Regions from separate parts of the Homo sapiens genome. Here region 2 is linked to region 1. A link is an interaction called in ENCODE POLR2A ChIA-PET data of the cell type or tissue named here. Cell type or tissue: OCI-LY7. All regions are shown on one strand. Each heading gives the region's core, and the rest is flanking DNA. Links, peaks and the distances in the headings are about the cores only.

Region 1 (7,676 bases), core at 1,417-6,416:
TATTCATTGACAGAGAATTTGGAAATTAAGAACATTACAAGAAACAGAAGGAGAAAAACCCACCATATATTCACAACACAAAGAGAACACCTTCAACATTTTGGAATGTTTCCTTCCAGCATTGCCTGTTTCTGTGCATTTCAAAAACATAGTTAAATAATGTCTGTGTGTGTGTGTGTGTGTGTGTGTGTGTGTGTGTGTGTGTGTGTGTGTTCTAGCTGGGTTTTCTGAGATTCTGTATTTGTCTTTTTGGCATCCATTTGTCACAGGGCCAATTGTATTCACTATAATTTTCTTATTTTCTGTATTCTTGATGCTCTGGCATTCAAAGACTCTTGCAGACTGTCCCTCCCAGAGCTGGCTGATTTCAGAGCCAAGATAGGGCTTGGCCTAGAGCAGCCAGTCCTGTCTATACCCCAACCATCCGCTTCATCTCACTGGTACACCAAGCCAGCATTTTCCCTGCCCTAGATGACCTCAGAGCCAGGCAAGCAGGGACAGCCCCTACGCCCCAAAGTCCAACAGAATTGTTCATGCCAGCCAGTCCTGAGTCTACCCGCCTGCCCTGCCTTTCCCAAGGAAACCCCAAGAAAGGCTGGTGCCTACTCCTCCCCAAACTAACTGGCATTTCCTGGCCCTGTGATGCGTCGCAGGCCCCTCCTCTTGTAAATACAAAAATCTCCTTTCTGGGATATGGCCTCTTCGCGTTGACACTCAGTCATACCTCCGTAAACTCACTCCCGGGTTTGATTTTAACCCCACGTGTGCGTGTGTGTGGTGTGTGTGTGCATAAGCTTAGCTCACGTTTGTTGCTCAACACTGTAACCATGGGGGTCTCCAGTGCCGTTAGCATCCTTTTTCAATGTAATTTGTAATGATTGTATGGCATTCTCTCCTATGGATATACCCAAATCTCTCCTTTTGCTATATTGGATTTGCTTCTGTACATTTTTTAATTACCCTGAGATGAATCTTTTTCTGCATCAATATTTTCCCATAGCTTGGGATCTTTCCTTATGTTAGAGGATCAGAAATAGAAGCCCAGGATTGAAGGAACGTCTTCAGGTTGCAGATTCACGTTGACAACATCCTCTAAAAGTCTACCTGCATTTACGCTCCACTGAGGATGATCAGTTAATACAATTTCACTAGTTCAACAGGGAAACTGTAGTGTCCGGATGTACATTCTTTTGTTGACGAATGAGGTCGAACTTTCTTCCCGGTGTTTAGTGTTCCCTTATATTTACATCCTTGAGAACTCCCTACTCCTCTTCTCGACCTGCCTTTCAAGTTGAGGTATGTTTTAAAAAGGTAAACTGAGGCATAATATACTTTTTAAAGAGTTGACTTGAGCAAACCACCATTCATGAATCAGGCAGCCCCACACCAGAATGGATCAGGAGCTCCACCAAGGGAACACAGGGGCAGCTCTCCTAGGACATGCGCAGATGTCAAGCAGAGAAAGTGGTCTGATTGGTCGCAGGTACGCCATTGCCTGTTGTACACCAGAGAAGGTATCTGATTGGCCACAGGCATGCAGTTGACACACATAAAGCAGAGAAAGTATCTGATTGGCTGCTAGCAGGCAGAGAAGGTATCTGATTGGCTGCAGGCATGCAGTTGCCTGACATGCACCAGAGAAAGTATCTGATTGGTCGTAGGTACAGCAGTTGCCTAAGGTGAAGCAGAGAAAGTATCTGATTGGCCGCATGTACGCAGTTTCTTTATTGGGTCCGTCCCATTGGAAAGTCCCTGGTTATGTAAGTTTGTTGGCTGCCTCTGATTGGTGGAGCTTAAGTTCTGTTTCTCTTTAATGCAGGCATTTACAAGAAATAGCTCAGTTTCGCTTACCTCTGCAACTCAAGCTGGGGTGAGATCACTTGCGAGGACTGCCTGGCACCATTCGCTTGGGCCTCTTGGGGCCTAGTCTCCGATTTAATGTAACGGGCCACTGAGACTTCTTTATTTCCGTTTGGAGAAGTTCTTTGCTTATGAGGGGATTGTTACGGGTTGAATTACGTCTGTCTCCATTCCACTCCCCCATTTCTATGTCGAAGTCCTGACCCCCAGTACCTCAGAATGTGACTCATTTGGAAATAGCTTTTTGCAGATGGAATTGGTTAAAAGGAGGCCATGCTGGAGTAGGCTGGGCCCCTAATCCAATGACCACTGTCCTTCCGAGAAGGGGAGATTTGAGCACAGACAGGTGCTGGAGAACGCGTGTGAAGAGGGAGACAGGGACCGGGATGACGCTTCCACCAGCCAGGGAATGCCAAGGGTCCCAGAGGCGCAGAGAGAGGCCGGGGCAGACGCAGTCCCCCAGCCCCGGAAGGAACCAGCCCTGCCAACGGCTTCAGCTCGGGGGTCCGGCCTCCAGCAGCGCAAGAGAGTGAATGTCTGTTGTCTGGACCCCCGTCTGTGGTGCTTTGTGCAACAGCCGCGGGACACCCAGGGGTCAAGCCTGACCAGCCGGATGGCTGCCAGCATGGTCTCGATTTTCTCCATGGGGGATGGAAGGCAGCTCTGCTCCCCTTTCCTGGCAAGGCCCCTCGGAGCTGGCCCTGCACGGTTCATGTCACAGAGGGGCCCGATCCCCTTTTTCTCCCCAGAGAGGAGCTCTAGGGGGTTCCCGACAGCCCAGGACGACATGACGCAAGCAGCCCTCAGTCCCAAGTCCCCTCTGTGACACCCGCTGCAGGTGCCAGGCAGCTGTTGGGGGGCGGCTGTTGGGGAGCCCATCTGAGGGGCTTCCAGCCACAGCTGGTGAGGGTCCCTTGGTCCTCAGGGATGCATCCTGGATAGGAGTCCAGGACTGCAGCTCCTGCTCACCTGGTTGGGCAAACTGCGTATAGAACGAGGGCCCCAGCACCAGGAAGGGCCCCCAGCACAGAGGATGTGGGATGAGAGTGGTACTGGGCAGGGTGGAGTTTCAACAGACAGAGGTAGAAGCCTCAGGCCAGCACAGCCCTGGCAGCCTCGTGGCCCCCAATGCCGCTGGGTCAGAGCCAACAGGACAGCCTGGCCTCACGCTGAGGCCACAGCAGGGCGGGCTGGGGCTCACTCCCTGCACATTGCTTGCACCTCTGCTCTCAGCCCCACGCTTTGTTTCTAGGGGCCCGGAAGCTGCACACTCACTTCCAGAACTCCCGTGCCTACGGGCGCCTCAGCCAGCTCTGCCGCAGGAGGAGGGGCAATGCTTCTTGCTTCCAGTTGGCATCGGCGGCCCCTCCGGTCAGGGCAGGTGTCCTCGCCCTGCTGGGGGCAGCCCCTCTGGTCAGGGCAGGCATCCCCACCCTGCGGGAGGCGGCCCCTAGGGTCAGGGCAGGTGTCCCTACCCTGCTGGAGGTGGCCCCTCACCAGCACATCCAGAGCCAGCTGCAGCTCTAACAGCTCGGCAGCACAGGCTCCATGGGCAGCAGCAGCTCCTGTCACCAGGAGCACCCTCCTGCCCTGGCCTCCCCCAAGCCTGCTTCTCCCTTCTGCTCTTCTGGCACCTCGGTAGCTGATTCCTGGTGTTAAATCTCCTCTGTTGGAACATGTAGACCAGCTGGTTTTCCTTATAGGACCCTGACTGGCAGACCTACTGCCCTTTAGCGAAGTCAAGAATCAAAGAGCACCTCCAAGCCAGGTATAGGCCAGATTTGCTTCTGTGACATGTCCCATGCGGACCCACCTGAGTGTGACCACCCCATCTTACTGCAAATACAGGTGACAGCCCCAATGCAAATACAAACACAAATACAAGCACAGGTGCAAATGCAACTGCAAGTTCAGATGCAAATGCAATTTGCAGCTGCACCCGAGACCAACCCCTCCCCACCACAGATGCACACGCACACATACTGACATATTCACACACACATACTGGTGCAGCCCTGCAGCTGCACCCCTGAGACCACCCCCTCCCCACCACAGATGCACACGCACACATACTGACATATTCACACACACATACTGGTGCAGCCCTGCAGCTGCACCCCTGAGACCATCCCCTCCCCATCGCAGACACACATGCACTCATACTGGCATATTGCAGAGCACCGTGTGGTAGCATTGTTTTTAACTGCAAATACCTGAACTCAACCTAGATTTCCATGGATAGTTATGAACCTTCCAATGGGCTGCCACTCAGCCGCGGGAAAGGCTGGGGCTGTGTGGCAGTGGAGAAACAGCTCTGACGCATGGCATTTGCTGAAAAAAGCAAAAGTGCAGAAGAGCACTAGCGGTGAGCCCGCACCTCCGCATAGAGGCGTAGGCAGTGCTTGTGCCTATTTGCTCATTAACGCACAGAAGGATGCACACCGCGGTTGGCCATGCTGCTTGTCTCGATGGGCGGGCGGGGACCGGGTAGAAGGAAGGCTTCACAGAATAGATACCCTGCGGTGCCTTTAGAACTTTGAAGCATATGCCACTCTACAAAATACATGCAAAAATGTGCTATTTATTCAAGGACTGAACTTGAGTAACATGATTATTTCACAAAAGACCCTGGCACTCAAGGCAGGCAGTGGTGAGCCGGCAGCCCCCTCGGCGAACACAGCTGGCCCAGGCAGCTTGGAGCAGCAGTAGGAAGACTCCCTGCTCGCTGTAGACCTGAGCTCAAGCCAGAGGAGCCAGGCTTCCGAGCACCGGGGCCCTGAGGCCGCTGGAGAGGGTGGCTCTCCCACCCCTGGAGTTCCCCAGAGACCTCGTCTGGGGCCGGCGCCTATGCCTGCTTATTTGGCCATAATGAATGGGCACTCCCTGGAGCAGATGTGCCTAATAACAGTCCAGCAAGACTGCCTCAAGAGCCACCTCTGGGACACACTTTAAAGCCACACTGGCCACAAGGGACGCTGGTGATCCCGTGGTCTGCAGAGCTACCTGCTCAGTCTATTTATGTCACCTCACTCCCAGCCAGCCAGGGGAGGCCAGGGGAGCCCCTCGATGACTAATGTCACAGCTGCCACCAGGGACAGGCCCTGCAGCAGCCTGGAGGCCTGATGTGTCCATACCAACGATGGCCGTCAGCAGGGGCTGTGTGGAAGGACAGAGCTGCTGGGGCCTTGGGAAGACAAGAGACCGGCTGCCGCCTGTAACTGCTGGCCTGGCTGTGGGCTTTTGGCTGAGGTCTGCAGCCATGCACTGGCCACCGTGTTGTACAGGAAGAGGACTTCTCACTGGTTTCCACAGTCTGTGCACCCTGACAGCGGGTTGTCTACTGGAACCTGGTTCAACGTCTCTTGGTTGAAACCTTGGTGGTGCCAGGGCTTGAAAGCCCTTTCCCCGGAGGGCTCCCCTGTTGGCTCTGACTTGCTGTCCTCGGTAGGTGAGCCTTCCTGCCCGTCCCGTCAGCTCGAGGCCCACAGCCCCTCACCCCTCTTCCCAAGAGCACCCTGACACAGTCACACAGAGACCCGCACCGCTGACTTACGGACAGAGAAACGCGCATTGCTGACTCTGAGCACAGGTGGCCTGGCTCCTGCACAGACCCCCCACCAACCCAGTCTCTGGGCACACACTTCAAAGAGCCTGCCAGGGTTAATGCCACTTCAAGAAACCGGTGGCCTGGGAGTCTAGAATCTTCTGGCTATCAGTCAGCGGTGCCTGCCTGTAGGAGCCCAGGCCCTTAGCAAACTCCTAGGCTCTGTGCTTTCCCACAGCGAATCTTTAGCACTAAGATTCAGCTCCCAGCCTTTCATCGGTTGTGTATGTCTTTCCTGGCCCAAATAATATCGTGGTGGGACACTAGATAGGAGCCTGTCCCCAAATAAATGAGTTGCAACAGTAACTAGTTAGTTACTTGTAATTAAACACACAGAGACAGACTATTATTATTATTATTTTGAGACGGAATCTCGCTCTGTCACCGAGGCTGGAGAGCAGTGGCGCGATCTCAGCTCACTGCAACCTCCGCCTCCCAGGTTCAAGCGATTCTCCTGCCTCAGACTCTGGAGTCGCTGGGACTACAGGTGTGCACCACCAGGCCTGGCTAATTTTTGTATTTTAATAGAGATGGGGTTTCACTAGATGATTTACCCCTTTTAAAAACAATGCACTTGGCTGGGCGCAGTGGCTCATGCCTGTAATCCCAGCACTTTGGGAGGCCGAGGTGGGTGGATCCCTGAGGTCAGGAGTTCGAGACCAGCCTGGCCAACATAGTGAAACCCCGTCTCAAAATAATAATTTTGAATCTCGCTCATCAGAGCGAGCTTCTGTCTCAAAATAATAATAATAATAATAATAATAATAATAATAATAATAAAATGCACTTACAAGGAAATCAGCAAAGCTAGACCCCCACCTACTCCCGCCCCAACACCTTTAAGAAGAAAGATGCCCTCAAAGAAGGGGGGTGTCCAAAAAGGGCAGGACAAGAGCTCCCCAGGCCACATCGCTTTGGGACGTGGGGCGGGGGCTGCAGGCTCTACACAGCTTCAGGTTTCTCAGGGCTCCACCATACATCGGTTCCAAAGGCCCCTCTGCACAAGGAGACTGTCTCCTGCATGTATGAGTTATCTTCTTGCTTTGCCTAACAGGGTATTATAGCTTCGATGTCTTTCGTCACTGGCACAGAGGTTTTCTAACATCCGTCTTCGTGGCCTCCTGGTCCGGTGGCAAGCATCCCAAGCTCCGCTTCACAGATGAAAAAGCTGAGAGGTTAATTAAACCGTTTGTTGTCCCACGCAGAGTCAGCTTTGGGGCTGGGAGCCACCACAGGACCTGGCTCCCCACGACACCGGCTGAGCCCGGAAGCAGCTGAAGGTTCCAGGACCCTCGGGGCAGCTCCCAGGCCGGCGAGGAAGAAGCCAGGGTGAAATTTGCGGAATGGATTTGTTTCCACTCTTGGAATTCGTGATCACTTTGCTCCTCTGAGTCTCTAGGAATTAGCAATTGTGCCATCGACCAAATTAAGGTGCAAATTATTTGTATTGTTAAACGACTCCAGTTATTACTTGGAGAAAATTTTGCACTTCAATTAACAAAAGCACACATGGGGCAGTTTCTGAGCAAAGCCAGATTTTATAACACTCAGAAGAATGAGGTCCGGCCCCGGGCCTCGCCGCCCTCCTCCTGGCTTTCAGCTCAGCCTGTCCCCTGGCAGTGCCAGCAGCTTATCCGCAGGTCCCCGAGGCCACCCGTTCCCTTCGCACCAGAGCTCTCCCCTCTGTTCTTTGAGAAGCAGGAAGCTAGATGGATCCATCTCAAGGGGGATCCCCCAGAAGCAAAGCCTGAGAGAAGAGCTCTTGTGAAAGTGATTTACTGGGGGAATGGTCTGGGTTTTATGGGGTGAATTGCATCCCTCAAATTCCCATGTTAAAGCCCTAACCCTCAGTGCCCCAGAATGTGGCTGTTTTTGAGACAAGGTCTTTCAGAGGTGATTAAGGTAAATGAGGTCACTAGGGTGGGCCCAGATCCAGTATGACTGGTGTCCTTATAAGAACAGGAGGAGAAGACACACGGGGATGCCAGGGGCCTGCTTGCCCAGAGGGACAGCCCTGAGACAGGGCAGCAAGAGGGTGGAGTCTGCGTGTCCTGGAAGGTGGGTGGGGGAGTGGGGGAGAAAGCAGCCTTGGGGGCCTGGATCCTGGACCTCCAGCCTCCAGATGGTGAGAAATCAGGTCTGCTGTTGAAGGCCTCAGGGTGTGCTATTTCAGTTTAGTGGCTCAAGCCAACTAAGACCAGGGGAAGGGGCT
Region 2 (5,000 bases), core at 1-5,000, 470 kb before region 1:
TGGCCGAATAATATTCCACTGAATGCATATATCACATATATCACATTTTGTTTATCTGCTCATTGGTTGATAGGCAGTTTGGGATTTCCCACCTTTTGGCTATAATGAATAATGGTGTTGTGAACATTCCACTGGGAATGGAATTGTTGAGTCATATGGTAACATTTAAACTTTTCAGGAACTGGCCAGGTGTGGTGGATTGAACCTGGGAGGTAGAGGTTGCAATGAGCTGAGATTGCGCCACTGCACTCCAGCCTGGGTGATGGATCACACCTGTAATCCCAGCACTTTGGGAGGCCGAGGTGGGTGGATCACAAGGTCAGGAGTTCGAAATCAGCCTGACCAACATTGTGAAACCCCACTTCTACTAAAAATACAAAAATTAGCTGGTCGTGGTGTTGCGTACCTGTAATCCCAGCTACTCAGGAGGCTGAGGCAGGAGAATCACTTGAACCCGGGAGGCAGAGGTTGCAGTGAGCCGAGATCACGCCATTGCACTCCAGCCTGGGCAACAGAGCCAGACTCCACCTCAAAAAAAAAAAAGTCCTTTTCAGGGACCGCCAAGCTGATTCACAAAGTGGCTACAGCACTTTATAGTCCCACCAGCACTACATTGTGGTTCCAGTTTCTCCACATCCTCACCATCACTTGTTATTATGTCTTTTTTGTTTGTTTTTTTCCGACAGAGTCTCACTGTGTCCCCCAGTCTGAAGTGCAATGGTGCAATCCAGCTCACTGCAACCTCCCTCTCTGAGCTTCAAGTGATTCTCCTGCCTCAGCCTCCCAAGTAGCTGGGATTATAGGCACATGCCACCACACCCAGCTAATTTTTGTATTTTTGATAGAGACGGGGTTTCACCATGTTGGCCAGGCTGGTCTCGAATGCCTGACTTCAAGTGATCCGCCCGCCTTGGCTTCCCAAATTGCTGGGATTACAGGCGTGAACCAACGCATCTGGACACATATTATGTTTCTAAATAGGTGTGGGTCTCTCATTGAACTGTTATATTCTACTGTCAAATTGTCTCTCCATGAATAAATACCACACAGACCTAATCACCCTAGCAGCGTATTAAGATGTAATAACTTCTAGGGCAAGTCTTCACCCTTTTTTCCTCACATTTTCCCCCTTCTCCTCCTCTCTTCTTCCTCCTCCAAGAAAGCCTTGGGTATTCATAGCCCTTTATTACTTCCATATAAATGTTATAATTAGGGCCTGGCACGGTGGCTCATGCCTGTAATCCTAGCACTTTGGGAAGCCGAGGCAGGCAGACCACCTAAGGTCAGGAGTTCGAGACCAGCCTGGCCAACATGGTGAAACCCCATCTCTACTAAAAATACAAAATTAGCCGGGCATGGTGGCACGTGCCTGTAATCCCAGCTACTCTGGAGGCTGAGGCAGGAGAACCACTGAACCCAGGAGGCAGAGGTTGCAGTGAGCTGAGATCGCACCATTGCACTCCAGCCTGGGCAAAAAGCGCAAAACTCCATCAAAAAAAAATATATAGATAGATAGATATAAATTAGGTTATCAATTTCCCCCAAAATCCCTGCTAGGATATTGATTAGAATGTAATTGAATGTATTTTATATATATTAAATCTGTCCCCAGGCTGTTCCCCAGGCTGGAGTACAGTAATACAATCACAGCTCACTGCAGCCTTGACCTCCTCGGCTCAAGTGGATTGTCCCATCTTGGTCTCCTGAGTGGCTGGGACTACAGGTGTACATGACCATGACCCATTAACTTTTAAGTTTTTTGTAGAGACGGGGGTCTTGTTCTGTTGCCCAGGCTAGTGCCAAATCCCCAGCTTCAGGCAATCCTCCCACCTCAGCATAGATTTTTTTTTTTTTTTTTTTTGAGACAGTCTTGCTCTGTCACCCAGGCTGGAGTACAGTGGCATCATCTCGGCTCACTGCAACCTCCACCTGCTGGGTTCAGGCGATTCTCCTGTCTCAGCCTCCCGAGTAGCTGGGACTACAGGCATGTGCCACCAAGCCCAGCTAATTTTTGTATTTTTAGTAGAGACAGGGTTTTGCCATGTTGGCCAGGCTGGTCTCGAACTCCTGACGTCAGGCAATCCCACCGCCTTGGCCTCCCAAAGTGCTGGGATTACAGGCATGAGCCACCGTGCCCAGCCTAGATTTTTTTTAAGAACATTCACGTTTACAATATTTAGGAGCACCTTTTCCTCTTGATTTATTAATGTCTTACAATAAAATATTATCATCTTATTCAGAAAGCGTATGCACAAAATTTTAAATTTTATTTTTAGCAAAAAAATAGGCGATTTTGCTAGTGTACATGGGATCCTTTTAAAATTTTGTGTTTGTTGTTGGTGTCTAGAAATACAATTGACTTTTGTAAATTGTTCACACGTCCAGCAGTTTTGCTGAATTCTTGAATTCATTTCAATGATGTTTCTAGATGTTCCATGGGCTTTGCTAGCAAACACTGCCAGTTTGCCCACCACTTTGCCAGCGTAAGGCCTGTGCCCCCAGATATATTCCCAGCCTTTTGGGGAGGAGCGGGGAGCCCCTGCAGGCTGTGCTTCTCAGCCTTTGGGTCATTGCCCGCCGAGCTTTACATTTGTTTACATTTCTTTTTAATGCTAATGGTATCATGTGTGGTCTGTAAGTGTCTATATGTGTAGTTTTAGTAAGTCTTAACTTTTTATAAACCAGCAGCCTCCTGGCCGGGGATAGCCAATAGCCCCAGCCCACTGAAAGCCTGGTGAGCAGAAAGGGAAGAGAAACAAGGGTGTTCATTCACTGGTAGGATGTGTTTCCTGAACGGCTCCTGCTCCTGCTGGACAAGCCCACAGAGGGCCCAGCTTCCAACAGGTGAGCCTTCATGCCCCACCACTACTTTTTATTTGATTTGATTTTATTTTTAGACGGAGTTTCACTCTTGTTGCCCAGGCTGGAGTGCAATGGCGCAATCTCGAGTCACTGCAACCTCTGCCTTCTGAGTTCAAGTGATTCTCCTGCCTCAGCCTCCCGAGTAGCTGGGATTACAGGCAAGCACCACCATGCCCGGCTAATTTTGTATTTTTAGTAGAGACGGGGTTTCTCCGTGTTGGTCAGGCTGGTCTAGAACTCCCAACCTCAGGTGATCCGCCCACCTTGGCCTCCCAAAGTTCTGGGATTACAGGTGTGGGCCACGGCGCCTGGCCTAATTTTTTTTTTTTTTTTTTTTATTTTATAAAGAGGCAGAGTCTCACTATTGCCCAATCTGGTCTCAAACTCCAGGGCTCAAGCAATCCTCCTGCCTCAGCCTCCTAAAGTGCAGAAATTACAGGCATGAGCCACCACATCTGGACCCAGCCTCTACTTGTTACTGCAATATGCAATTTGGAGCGACTTAACTGCTCACGAGGAAATGTCTCGTGTCACACGGCATTTTAAGTAGATACTTAGAGCACTTGAGCTCACCACAGTAGCAACAGGAGGTGGTTGTGAAAGATTCCAGTAGTGAGGTATGTGCTAACATTAGTTTTATGCAGTTGTGATTGAATACTGCATCTTTACATTTACGTTTCTCTCAACTGTGAATGCTGCCATGTGTGGTCTCTGTTTCTGTATAAAAGTTTTAATAAATTTACCAGCCTGGCCAACATGGTGAAACCCTGTCTCTACTAAAAATACAAAACTTAGCCGGGCGTGGTGGCGTGTGCCTGTAATCCGAGTTACTCGGGAGGCTGAGGCAGGAGAACTGCTTGAGCCCGGGTAGCAGAGGTTGCAGTGAGTGAGCCAAGATCGTGCTACTGCACTCCAGCCTGAGTGACAAAGCAAGACTCCGTGTCAAAAAAAAAACAAAAACAAAAACAAAAAAAGTTTTTATAAATTTTAATATTTTATCATCAATTTGAGTATATTTTAGGTAGTAAATGATAAAATTAGTATCTACATATATTTTATGCATTCATGACATACCATTTTCTTAATTTTTCAGTATTTCTAGGCTATGTGGTTCATCCTAGTTTTGACAAATTATTTCATTCCTACAAAAAATTTTTCAATATATTTGTTGAAAAAAGCTACATATAAGTGGACCCACATAGCTCAAACCCATCTATGCCCTACAAGTGTCAACTGAGCGAACATAGATAGATACATAGAGAGCTAGATATAGATATAAGTATCTATATTATGAATATCAGCCAGGCACAGTGGCTCACCCCTGTAATCTCAGCACTTTGGGAGGCCAAGGCCGGTGTACTACTTGAGCTCAACAGTTCCAGACCAGCCTAGGCAACATGGTGAAACCCTGTCTCTACAAAAAATACAAAAATTAGCCAGGTGTGGTACTGTGCACCTGTAGTCCCAGCTACTTGAGAGGCTGAAGTAGGAGAATCACCTGAGCCTGAGAAAGTCAAGGATGCAGTGAGCCGAGATAGAGCCACTGCACTCCAGCCTGGGTGACAGAGTGAGACCCTGTCTCCAATAAATAAATAAATCAATAAATATCATACATATGTGTTTCCTATTGGTTTTTTTTTTTCTGGAAAACCCTATCTATCACACTGGCCAAATTTTGAAGTATTTGAGCTCACAATAAATATACAGTATAAAGGTTTATAATTTTTTTTTTTTTTTTTTAGAGACAGAGTCTTGCTCTGTCACCCAGGATGGAGTGCAGTAGAGTGATCTCAGCTCACTGCAACCTCTGCCTCCTGGATTCAAGCAATTCTCCTGCCTCTGCCTCCCGAGTAGCTGGGATTACAGGTGCCCACCACCACACCCAGCTAATTTTTGTTGTATTTTTAGTAGCGACAGGGTTTCACCACGTTGGCCAGGCTGGTCTCGAACTCCATACCTCAGGTGATCTGCCCGCCTTGGCCTCCCAAAGTGCTGAGACTACAGGCATGAGCCACTATGCCCAGCCTCTAAATTTATCTTTGATTGCATCTGATCTTTATTTAATCTAGGGTTCAATCTATATATATATAGATTGAAATTGTTCAAGCAATTCTCCTGCCTCAGCCTCCCGAGTAGCT

The links. Peaks named below come from ENCODE experiments on the same cell type or tissue, not always from the same donor. Only the 100,000 strongest peaks of a DNase experiment are listed, where the experiment ranks them.
Region 2: POLR2A ChIA-PET joins it to region 1 with 7 read pairs; 2 of 35 experiments call an interaction of 5 or more read pairs at or near these places.

What each region holds. Positions count from the first base shown.
Region 1 is chr21:43,351,165-43,358,840 of GRCh38, forward strand. It overlaps LINC01679 (long intergenic non-protein coding RNA 1679), which reads right to left. Exons shown (of 2, transcript NR_131902.1): 2 at 6,891-7,676. Among named protein-coding and RNA genes, the nearest start is that of LINC01679, 7.3 kb to the right of the region's middle. RefSeq lists enhancers at 1,698-1,997, 2,138-2,227, 2,398-2,637, 4,728-4,777, 4,998-5,167 and a silencer at 3,048-3,377. In OCI-LY7, for the core only: a CTCF peak has its summit at 4,838; DNase peaks (open chromatin) are centred at 1,727, 3,007, 3,747, 4,857 and 1 weaker place; H3K4me3 peaks cover 3,032 bases; H3K27ac peaks cover 4,052 bases.
Region 2 is chr21:42,884,116-42,889,115 of GRCh38, forward strand. LOC105372817 (a long non-coding RNA gene) reads left to right here. Exons shown (of 4, transcript XR_937765.3): 3 at 2,686-2,844; 4 at 3,253-3,617. It also overlaps a transcript of WDR4 not described here. Among named protein-coding and RNA genes, the nearest start is that of NDUFV3, 6.7 kb to the right of the region's middle. In OCI-LY7, for the core only: no CTCF peak of the experiment used is centred there; no DNase peak of the experiment used is centred there.